4 separate regions of the Mus musculus genome follow, and all the other regions are linked to region 1. The links are chromatin loops, found by intact Hi-C in ENCODE. Cell type or tissue: left cerebral cortex. All regions are shown on one strand. Region 1 overlaps Nudt2 (nudix (nucleoside diphosphate linked moiety X)-type motif 2). Region 2 overlaps Dnaic1 (dynein, axonemal, intermediate chain 1). Region 3 holds the start of Fam219a (family with sequence similarity 219, member A). Region 4 has its middle 10 kb from the start of Gm12405.

Region 1 (2,500 bases):
ATATCTATGATCAAAGCAATTCTTTTTCTAATAGAAAATACTGGATTTAGGAAACGAAGAATGAGATATCACTAAACTCAAGACCCAGTTTTCATTTGCCTTGTAGGTAGTCTATAGCACTTCAAATTCAACTCAGTTCAAAAAGAAATAGGTAACTTCTTCCTTTTCTACCCAGTTACCCAAACCAGACCCCTCTTCCAGCAGCTCACAACTGTCTGTAACTCCAGTTCCAGGAGACCCGACTCCTCATACCAATGCATGTTTTTTAAAAAGATGGAAATAAGCTTGTAACATGTCTTTTTGCCTGCGGTCTTTTCTTCCAGTTTCTTCTCCACTTTACTTACTGCCGAAATGAGTTTGTAAAATGTCAGTCTGACCAAAATACACTCCACCTAAAACCAGTAGTCCTTATTGTCTACCGGGTATGAATTAAGCCAGGCATGGTGGCATGCCTTTAATCCCAGCACTCCAGAGGCAGATAAATCACTGGGTTTGAAGCCAGCCTGATTTGCACAGAGTTCTGGTTCAGCAAGGGCTACATAGTGAGACCCTGTCTAAAATAAAAAGCAATATAAAGTAAGCTGCTCACCAATGGAATGCTGTTTTGTGTGAGCACTTTGCGCATCCCTCCCTTGGTCTAGAAGGCCTCCTTGCCTCACCTTCATATGAATTCAGCTATCCTTCAGAATCTTTATAGTGGAGCTCCAGGCATGGCTCAGTCTAGACATAACGTATATGCTGAGCAAGTATGTGGAACTGAGTGAACCTGGCACCCAGGTGAAGACCACACACGTGCACGCGGGCGGGCGCGCACATCCTTATGCGGTGCCCTTACCCTAAAGAGCCTCCTTTACTGCCTGTCTCATGTACCCCTTAAGATGAGCGAAATACTTTGTAACGTCTGCTTGGCTGCCTTTTGCTTTCACTGGGCTGTGAACCTCTAGGAAGAGAGATGCTTTTAGTCTTCAGTTTCACATTGACCCTTCAGTCCTGCCGTACAGGACGCACTAAGCGGACTATGGACCAGTGAAGGAAATCCGGTGGACTCCAGTATTAAAGCTCGCTTTCCATAGCTGAACAGCAGGTGGCACTAAAAGGCCACGGAACAAATTTTCCCTGAGCAGTATTTTTGTCCCAACCTTGTCTGACTTTGGTCTGATCCTAGAAACCACTGTGTCATTAAAGGTAAAAAAAAAAAAAAAAAATCTGACTTCTCCCTCTGCCAGATAGCAAAGCCACAGAATAATTGTGTAGCTTGATCTCCCAGGGAAGGAGACGAAGGGCAGATGCCCAAAGAAGGCAGATGCCCAGAGAAGGGGTTTTCTAGTTTTTTCATATGCTTAGGTTTTTTTCTTTCTTTCTTCTTTTCTTCCTTTTAGTATTGTTACAAGAAAACATTATCATGGACGGATCCCTCATTGTTCCTCCAAAAACAAGGAAGCTAGTGAGTTGCAGAGAAGGCCACGGTGGTGTGGGCTGAGGAAGCAGTAGGCACATGGAGCTGCTTATGAGCGAGCAGAGTCGCTCTTCCTCTGCTCTGGCCTGTGCAAAATTTCTAGACACCGGGTTTAGGAGAAACATGTGGCTTCGGTTCCTGTTTCTCAGGAAACAGCAGTGGAGTCTCGGACACCCGTGTCAAACAGGCACTTTTAGGAGCCTCAGGCTAAACTTTCCCCACCTGAGCTGGCTCTGGTTACGAGACAGCCGCCCAAGACCTGTTCAGTGGAAAAGCTTTTACCCAGACACCCTAAACAGACTCCAGATGAGTATAGATTAAAGACTAAGGCGCATTAAAACTGGTGGTGATTTTATTAAGCATTTGTGCATGCTCTCAGAGCCATGTGTAACCTTAACCCTATTTCATGATAAGCAGAACTGTTGAAGGTGAAAAAAAATTGGAATCTTTGGAGTTAGATTTCTTTGGATTCAAATTCACAATTACTAGCCATCATGCCACTGGGCAAGTATTGTAACCTTTTTTTTTTTTTTTTTTTTGAGACAGGACTCATGGACTCATGTGGCTCTAAAAGACCTCAGATCTATGTGTAGTGAAGTCTAGCCTTGATATCCGAATCCTCCCGCCTCTCTGCCTTCCAAGGACTGGGATTACAGGTGCAAGGTGCTCGTCACTGAGCCTGGCTTAACAATTCTTAAGATTTCAGCTTTGAGAAAGACATAGTGTGTGCTTTTGTGTTCATTTGGAAGGCAGGGGGAGGTAGGTCTCTGAGTTCAAGACCAGCCTGTTCTACATCTCTTGTTCTGGGCTACACTGTAAGACTCTGTCTTAAACTCCCCGTTTCCTCATAAACTAACTTAAAGGGTCATCCTTCGAGCTTGTTTGTTTGTTTGTTTGAGACAAGATCTGTAACACAAGATTCTCCTGCTTCAGGATCCTGAGTGCCGGGATTATAGGCATATGCTACCATGCCTAGCCTTAAAGGGTCGCCTATTACATTAGAAACCTTGGCTGTCAAAACTTGGCACAGGATAGCTGGCACAG
Region 2 (2,500 bases), 150 kb after region 1:
TTTACATCAGGGTATGGGGCACTGTGGGAGGGATCAGGCAATGATTGGGCCTGTCCCAGACTGTGTAGAATTAGAGAGTCTCTTCTAGTTGGCCATCCTACCTGAAAGAAGACAGAACCATTTCCCGAATGCTGTTTTATTTCCTTGAATTCTTTGAAAGAACTTTGTCTCTGCTCTGTGGCTGTTCCTGTCCCATGCATTGGAGACAGAGGGATGGATATGACGTATGTCCTGCTCTCTAGGACATGTGTGACATGGAAATCAGGCAAAGGAATGACATGTCTCAGTAGAGGAGAGAGAGGACTGGAAGAGACAAAGAAATTAAGTCTTCTCAAAAAAGCCATATTCAGGTGGCTGATACAGGAGGATTGCCGTGAGCTCCAGGCCAGCCTGAGCTATGTAGTAAAAAAACCAAAAGTGTACTAGCACATACCTGTAGCACTAGGTACGTACTTAGAAGGCTGAGGCTGGAGGATCACTTGAGCCCAGATGTTCCCGTCCAGTTTGGGTGATAAAGTGATGTTAGGTTACAGGCCCTCTGGCTACCGGGCACAAATTCATCTCTCCCCCTCCCCCTCCCTTCCCCCCTCCCCTTCCTCCTCCCCCTTCCCCTGAAGTGTGGACTGACAAAGAGTTATGGGAGGACGCAGGGAGACCAGCTGAAGAATATGATAGTCAGGTGATGGACTTGGGGATCTTGACCTAGGTAGGTAGTAGCTATGGGTTTAAAAAAAAAAGATTAAAAAAGACAGGAGGAAAATATAAGACAAGGTAGAAAGAGGTCAGCCAAGGATTCCCCAGCTCCACAGTTTAGGTGAATGGGAAGGAGCTGCTTCTGGCAGCCTAGCAGTGATGGAAGGCAGACACAGCTTCACAGATGAAGCGGAGCTTTGGGAACCCATGGAGGTGTGTCCAGGTGCCCATTGCAGTGAGGCTTGACAGTGAGTATAAACTCAGACGGTATTTTAGGGATCTAGGATGCAGAATGAATAGAACTATTAATCAGCCTCTGGCAGCTGAACCCTTGAAATCTGGTTGCTCTGATCTGAAGCACTGAGGAGGCTCACAAGGATGAGGGATGCAGCCTGGGATTCTGTGCACGCACATAGGGATGCTTTACTGTAGGCCCTGCCCCACCAGCTAATATACAGAGAGAATTATGTGCTTGGCATTTTTCTAGATACTTTGCATGTATTAAACTCAACCTGTAGTCTCACAGTGGTCCTCTGAGATAGGTACTGCTGTTATCCCCAGCCCCAAACACAAAGAGGTTCATTGTATTTCCCAAAGAGGTATCGATTTGCTACAAAGTGGCAGTCCCTGGCTGACTGTGTCTATTTGCGTTGAAGATTTTAAGTACTATGAGGATACTGCTGATGAATACAGGGACCAGGAGGGTACGCTGCTGCCTCTCTGGAAGTTTCAAAATGACAAAGCCAAGCGCCTGGCAGTCACCGCCCTCTGCTGGTGAGTACAGATATTGCAGCAAAACTAGTGCCCCAGAGCACCCGCTGCGTGCCAAATCTTGAGCCACAAGACTCTTCTTCCACTTTACATCTTGAGTGTGACATGGGACACAGTAGGGGGAAATAGGACCTGGATCCTTTTTGGGTTGCAGGATCATCTAATGTCTACCATGGTAGGAGTCTAAGCTAGACAGTGGATGTCTGCAAAGCAGTTAGTCACCAGTGCCCATGGGAAAGAAAGCTCATGACCATGGGAAGGCCATGTCTGTTTCCAGTGTCGACGAGTTCACATTTCTTTTGCAGGAATCCAAAGTACAAGGATCTTTTTGCAGTGGGACACGGCTCCTGTAAGTGATCTTCCCATTCATTTGTTTGCTCATGCAAATATCAGACACTAAGTTCCTAGTCTGGTCAGAGCTTTGAGCCAGGTGTGAGAAATCCAGAGAGAAGCAGGATGTAGTCACTGGCCCTCGGAGAGCACTCACAGTCTAATGCTGTGCTTCTCAACCTTCCTGATGCTATGATCCCTCATTACGGGTCCTCATGTGTGGCGACCGCCAGCCATAAAATTATTTCTGTTTCTAAGTTATAACTGTAATTTTGCTACTGTTACAAATTGTAATATAAATGTTGTATTTACCAATGCTCTTAGGTGACCCCTGTAAAAGGGTCATTGGACACTCAGAAGGGGTCACGACCCACAGGTTGAGAACCACTGGTCTAATGGGAAGACCCCACTTTCATATGGGGAATTAATGCCGGTTAAAAGAGTACAACTGAATATGCTAACTGACCCTCAAAGAACGAAGGGGCAAGCTTTGCAGCAGAGGGGCCAGCATAGGCCAAGTCTGTAGGCAGGAATGATATGGCTGGGTCATCCCTCAGAGGACATGGTAAGCCATTTCAAGAAGGAAACAACTGAAGGAATTCTGGAAGGGCAGGGATATGTCTCATACAGGAAGGGATTGCAGGCCTGAGGCTAGAGACTGGGGGACCTGGTGCAGGTGTGCTAAGGAAAGATGGAGAGTGGGATG
Region 3 (2,500 bases), 100 kb after region 1:
CACTTCAGCACAGCTCCACCTCTTATCCTGGAGATACCTTCCCATGGACACCCTTGAGTCTCCATCTCGCCACCGCAAACTCTTCCCCTTCCCGATGCCCCCAGATCGAAATGGGGCTCCTCTCTCGAGAGGAAGGAAATTCCCAGGTTCTGCAATGAACCTCTGCCCCCATCAAGGCCTGGTTCCTGCTCAGCTTTGCTATATTTATCTAAAGGACCGGCGGGCAGGCCTCTCCTTTTCTAAAGGCCTATTTCCTTTCCTCCTTAGACTGATCTGCTGGCCTCCTCCCTCGCCCTGAGCATCACAGGCCTCGGGGAGCTAAACGCCTTTCTCATCCGACCCCCCGGGCTTGCTGCCAAAGATGCTCTGTGACATCCTCCTAAATTGCCCTCCACTAGAGGTGTGCACTAGAGTGCCTCCCTTGGTCCTATCCGACGGCGTTCTGCATCTGCTGACCGTGCCCTCCGCCCTTTCAGGTCCTTCGCTCGCACCGCTGGTAATCTCCCACGGTTTTCTCGCTCTGCAAATCTCCCTCCCCCGGCAAAGCGTTTTCAGGACTCCCTCTACCTTATCAGATGGCGCCCCCTCGCACAATCCCCACGGCCTAGTTCCTTCCCTCCCCTCCAGCGGCGCCCCTCCCGGCCCTGGCCTCTCCGCCGCCCGCCCCCTCACCAGCGGCTGCATCTCCGAGTGCGCGGTGGGCACCTGGAACCGGTCGATCTCCTCCATCATGGTGCCGGCGGGCGAGCGGGCCAGGGGCCGGGCGCGGCCAGGGACGCCGATGGGACCGCGCGGGGCGGCGGCCCCAGAAGCCCGGCAGATTATGCAGACTAGGCCGCCCTGGACCGGTCGGGCGGATAGGCGGATGGAAGGATGGATAGGCGGCGAGAGGCTCGCGGGATGACTGAGACCGGCGTAGCTCCGTGGGGTTGCCTAGAGCTACCGCGGCAGTAGCCCCGCGGAGCCGCAGGTCTTGCCTCGCCTCCTCCTCCGCCGCCGCCTCCTGTCAGCAGCTCAGCCACTGCGGTGACTCTGCAACTCCACTTCCGGGTCCGGGACACCGCCCGGATCCTGCATTATTCATGAGAAGGCGGTGTCTGGGTGCCCCAGCCCTTCCCACTTGCGGGAGCTCCTTGCGCGGAGGGCGGACTTATCTTTCTCTGCGGAGGCGGGGCTTAGCGGGGCCAGAGGATCCCTGCGCGCCCAAGTTCCGCCTCCTCCCCGTGTCCGGAGGGGGCGCTAGGTGCGCCTGCGCACCCGGTGCCTGTCGGTTGCTGGGTAACCGCGTCAGGGAGGAGCTGATGCTGTTCTACAAGGGCGCGAGGACCCACAACGTCAGCTGTCCCCGAAGAACCCTGGTGACTGGGAATTGAAGTGGAAGAGAGTCTGCACTTCCTGTGTGTGGTCAAGAAGGAGAAACTACTCCCCAGGAGAGGAAGCGTTTTGTAGGTTTTTCAGGGTGTGAGGTGCTTTCTATTCTTGCGGCAATGCCCTCGAAACAGATTCGTAAGCAGGTAATGTCTTACTGTGGCCTGCTGTCTTCTGAAGACCTCTGACCTTAACCGCCAGTTATTTCCTGTTGACCTCCAACCTCTCTTTCTTGTGACTCCTGGTTTGTGTTCCCACTGACCTGATTCTCCTGTTCTTTCTCACAAATCCTGCCCTCCTCTCCCAAATTTTCCTGAACCCACAGTCATTTTACTTTTAACCGAATCTGGTTTTTTCTTATTACTTCCATCTCTTCACAGACCCATCTTGTCTTGTCTTCGCCCTTAATCTCCCAACACTCCACTGAGTCCCTTCCTCATTCCCCTCTCATTCTTGTCCCAGTGGATTTTTTTATTCAACACTGCAGCATGGTCACTGCAGAGCTAAGTAAGTGGGGACATTTGCCATGTGGGAACTCAGAGAGGGGGCATGAGAACTGCACAGGAGACACGGAATAGAACAGATCGTGTGCAGGAATTTGGAGCAAGAAGTCAGAGAGGAAGAAAAAAAGACCCTTTTTCTAACCATGTTCCCTGCCCTCCAACACAAGTTTCCTTCTTATAAGACCCTCATTCACTTAGCCTTGTGAACGTTATGTTTCTGTCACCTGGCAATATGTTATCCCTTCTCACAGGAGAGTTGAATTACTCCCCAAATCACCACACATGATAAGCTAGTCTCAGGTTCTCAAGGAGCATTCTGCGATATAAAAGAATGACTCTTTCTGTCCTATAGAAATTGCTTTTATTTCCTAACGTCTAGCAGAGCATCTACTTTAAAAACAAACAAACAAACAAACAAACAAACAAAATGCTTTTCTATACTTAAGCCTAGGTATATTGAGGTTTGGAGAGCAAATCTGTGCCCATGATATCTAAGACTTCACATATTTTGGTAGAGGTTCTTGTATATCAACTTTGTGCCTTCTGCTTCTTTGACACGTGTCATCTACAGCTGAAGAACCGATCAGTCTTAGAGCTCTGTAGGCATTGAGAGGCTGTCTCTCCTTGTA
Region 4 (2,500 bases), 180 kb after region 1:
CCCAGACTGGCCTTGAACTCGCTGTGTAGCCAAGGACGGTCTTGACCTCCAGACCCTCCTGAGGGCTGGGACTGCAGGCTTGGTTTAAGCAATGCTGGGGAAGAACCTTGGGCCTCACCCATGCTTGGCAAACACTTCACCAACTGAGCCACATCCCTGGCCCTGAGTTTTCAGGGTTTTTATTTTTCTAGAAAGGTTCACGAGTTCTCAACCCCACCCTCCAGACTCTCGAGTAACCCATCCTTTGTGGTCACCCCGAGGCCTCCGAGACACCACTTACCGTTGCAAGCTGGCCGTACCTTTGCAAGCTCGCCGCTTTGCTCCTGGGTTTCCTGTCTCTTACCTGCTTGGTGCTTTTCTGGCCTCACGTCTTCCTGCCAGCCGACTCTCACACTCCCAGCCTTTCCTCCACATCACTTTTGCGCCGTGTGCTTTGTGGGTGCTGCTGTTTCTGGCTTATTTGCTACATCTGCGACATTATTGTTTCGGTCCTGTATACTCTCTGTTGTCTCTCTCCCTGTTCACCACATTTTTTAGCATCTTGTCCTTGGGTCCTTTGTCCTATCCATTTTATACTATTAATAAGACCCACGGCAGGAAGAACTTGTGGGGAATCTGTTTCTTCCTTTGGTTCTATCTCCTCCTAGGTTGGTGTGAGTGTGTGCAGGTTCTGTTCCAGGCTCCCTTCCTCCCCTCCCTCCCTCGAGCTTCTGGCTCTCTCTTTCCTTCCTGCCTGTGGTCTTTGTGCCCAAAGGCTGTATGTATTTCTTTTTCTCTTAACAGTTGCCTGCTATGGCTCCTGCTTAACAGGCCTTCCCTCCTGTGCTTTCTTCTCTTGCCCCAGCCAATTTATCCTCTCCTGGAAAACAGCTCTCGAACCTGGTCTGCCATACCACCTCAGGGTGGCCTGGCTGGGGCTTCCAGTCAACCTTGCTAATGCTTGGGTACTTGTCCTTCTAGGATCCTATTAGACACCTGCTCCAACTGAAGGGAGAGCACACTGACATCTTATGGCTTTAGTTTAAGCTCCTGGAACGGCGGTCCATACCATAGAAGATATACCATGTTCTTCTAGCCTCTGTTAAGATGTCAAAGAGGGACACGGGGCTTCTAAACCGTCCCCTGACGGCCATGCTCTGACATTCTCTGTGCCTATGCACTTAACAGCAAGGCACCGTTAGGATGGATTCTTGCTCATCAATTCATCTTTTCTGAGTGCTGCTTTTGTGAGAGGAAACTCAAAGCTTGTGCTACTTTTGGGAAGGGAATTGTTATTTAAGAGATTCCTCTAGATTCCTTTGGTGTTCCTGTTCTCTTTCTATGGCTACAGCAAAGGCCTCATCTATGGCCACACGAGGCAAGCTACAAACAGACCACACAAATGTACGCCGTACAACATCACCTCACACTGAACACTGTGTGGCTGCACACAGTGCCACAGTAGCGTTTGCTGCTGTGCCTATGCCCTTTGCACACAGCCCCAAACAGCCCACCTTCCCTCTGGGGTCATTGCCTGAGTCTCCTGAGAACCTGCTCTGCCCCCTGGTGGCCACTCCCCAAGCCGCTCTCCTGGAAGTGTTCTGTCTACCTCCTTGGCCTGTTATTCAAAGATTCTGGCCTAAAACAGCATCTCTTTCAAAGCAATTTACCAGGTTAGGACCCTTAAGATATCCCCTCCAGACCGTTCCATCCACTAAGACTGTTGTGGGCAGCTAAACTGTTGCAGATAGAGTGGCTAATTTTGCCTGGAATGGATTTTTCCAAGGTTTGAAATATTTAGTACTAAACTGGGAAAGTCCCAGGCAAACTAGGACCAATTATAGATCTCATTCCTCCGATACAGGATGTCTTCAGATCGGTCTCCTCAGTCAGGAATCACCAAGCCTTCTTCTGGAAGGCACGTGCAGACCAGCCTCCCTTCAAACAGATCCCGTTACCCAAGCATGTCACACTGTTCACCGGCAGTTCCCCCGCCCCCTCAGAGTGTCATTACCAGATAAGGTCTCTCCTGCTGCTCTGCTCAGACCTCTTTTTCCATCTCATAGGAGAGGTGAAAGTGGAGGGAGTTATACACCAATCCTTCCTTCCTACAGGGCTCTAGCCCTTAGCTGTCAGAGAGATGGAACCTTCTAAGGGTTAGGCGCCCTTGGCTGTGGATATGTGGGCACACAAGCCTAAGGATATACAGGGCTTCAGGGCAGCACCAGGATTCACTGTTCTATCCCAGTGACAACGAATCTCGAATCTACACAGGTAGTAAACGCCCTACTGTTGGAAGCTCTCAGGCTGGGGGCTGCCCAGGAATGTTGCCAAATAGTTACCTAGGCCCAGCCTAGCTGCTGGGATGCAGAGACAGGATTCTTATGTTGATAGCCATTGGCCTCAGAACAGAAATGAAGCGCAGGCACGTGGCCGAGAGGGGGCAGCAGAATCTAGAACAGACAGACCCTGGCTTGGGCTGGAGAGGAGCAAAGGCCACAGACTGGGTCTGGATGTGGGG

What was found. Hi-C counts contacts between places; a loop is a spot of excess contacts. Peaks named below come from ENCODE experiments on the same cell type or tissue, not always from the same donor. Only the 100,000 strongest peaks of a DNase experiment are listed, where the experiment ranks them.
Region 2: it touches region 1 in a loop (6-fold over the local background); 16 of 42 quality-filtered maps call a loop at or near these places.
Region 3: it touches region 1 in a loop (2.4-fold over the local background); 8 of 42 quality-filtered maps call a loop at or near these places.
Region 4: a loop joins it to region 1, with 4 times the contacts of the local background. A loop is called at or near these places in 9 of 42 quality-filtered maps.

Annotation. Positions count from the first base shown.
Region 1 is chr4:41,467,769-41,470,268 of GRCm38, forward strand. All of the region lies in intron 1 of Nudt2 (nudix (nucleoside diphosphate linked moiety X)-type motif 2), which reads left to right. Among named protein-coding and RNA genes, the nearest start is that of Nudt2, 3.9 kb to the left of the region's middle. In left cerebral cortex, a CTCF peak has its summit at 1,075 (motif pointing right); DNase peaks (open chromatin) are centred at 1,082 and 1,407; H3K27ac peaks cover 347 bases.
Region 2 is chr4:41,612,881-41,615,380 of GRCm38, forward strand. It overlaps Dnaic1 (dynein, axonemal, intermediate chain 1), which reads left to right. Exons shown (of 20, transcript NM_175138.4): 11 at 1,350-1,467; 12 at 1,770-1,813. Among named protein-coding and RNA genes, the nearest start is that of Enho, 26 kb to the right of the region's middle. In left cerebral cortex, a CTCF peak has its summit at 1,461 (motif pointing left); a DNase peak (open chromatin) is centred at 1,453; H3K27ac peaks cover 256 bases.
Region 3 is chr4:41,568,505-41,571,004 of GRCm38, forward strand. Fam219a (family with sequence similarity 219, member A) reads right to left here and starts at 1,034. Exons shown (of 6, transcript NM_001159583.2): 1 at 673-1,034. The coding sequence starts at 732. Dnaic1 (dynein, axonemal, intermediate chain 1) reads left to right here and starts at 1,290. Exons shown (of 20, transcript NM_175138.4): 1 at 1,290-1,514. The coding sequence starts at 1,488. In left cerebral cortex, a CTCF peak has its summit at 1,234; DNase peaks (open chromatin) are centred at 583 and 1,141; H3K4me3 peaks cover 1,561 bases; H3K27ac peaks cover 1,320 bases.
Region 4 is chr4:41,651,988-41,654,487 of GRCm38, forward strand. No RefSeq gene overlaps it. Among named protein-coding and RNA genes, the nearest start is that of Gm12405, 10 kb to the left of the region's middle. In left cerebral cortex, CTCF peaks have their summits at 1,549 (motif pointing left) and 2,420 (motif pointing right); DNase peaks (open chromatin) are centred at 1,546 and 2,418; H3K27ac peaks cover 440 bases.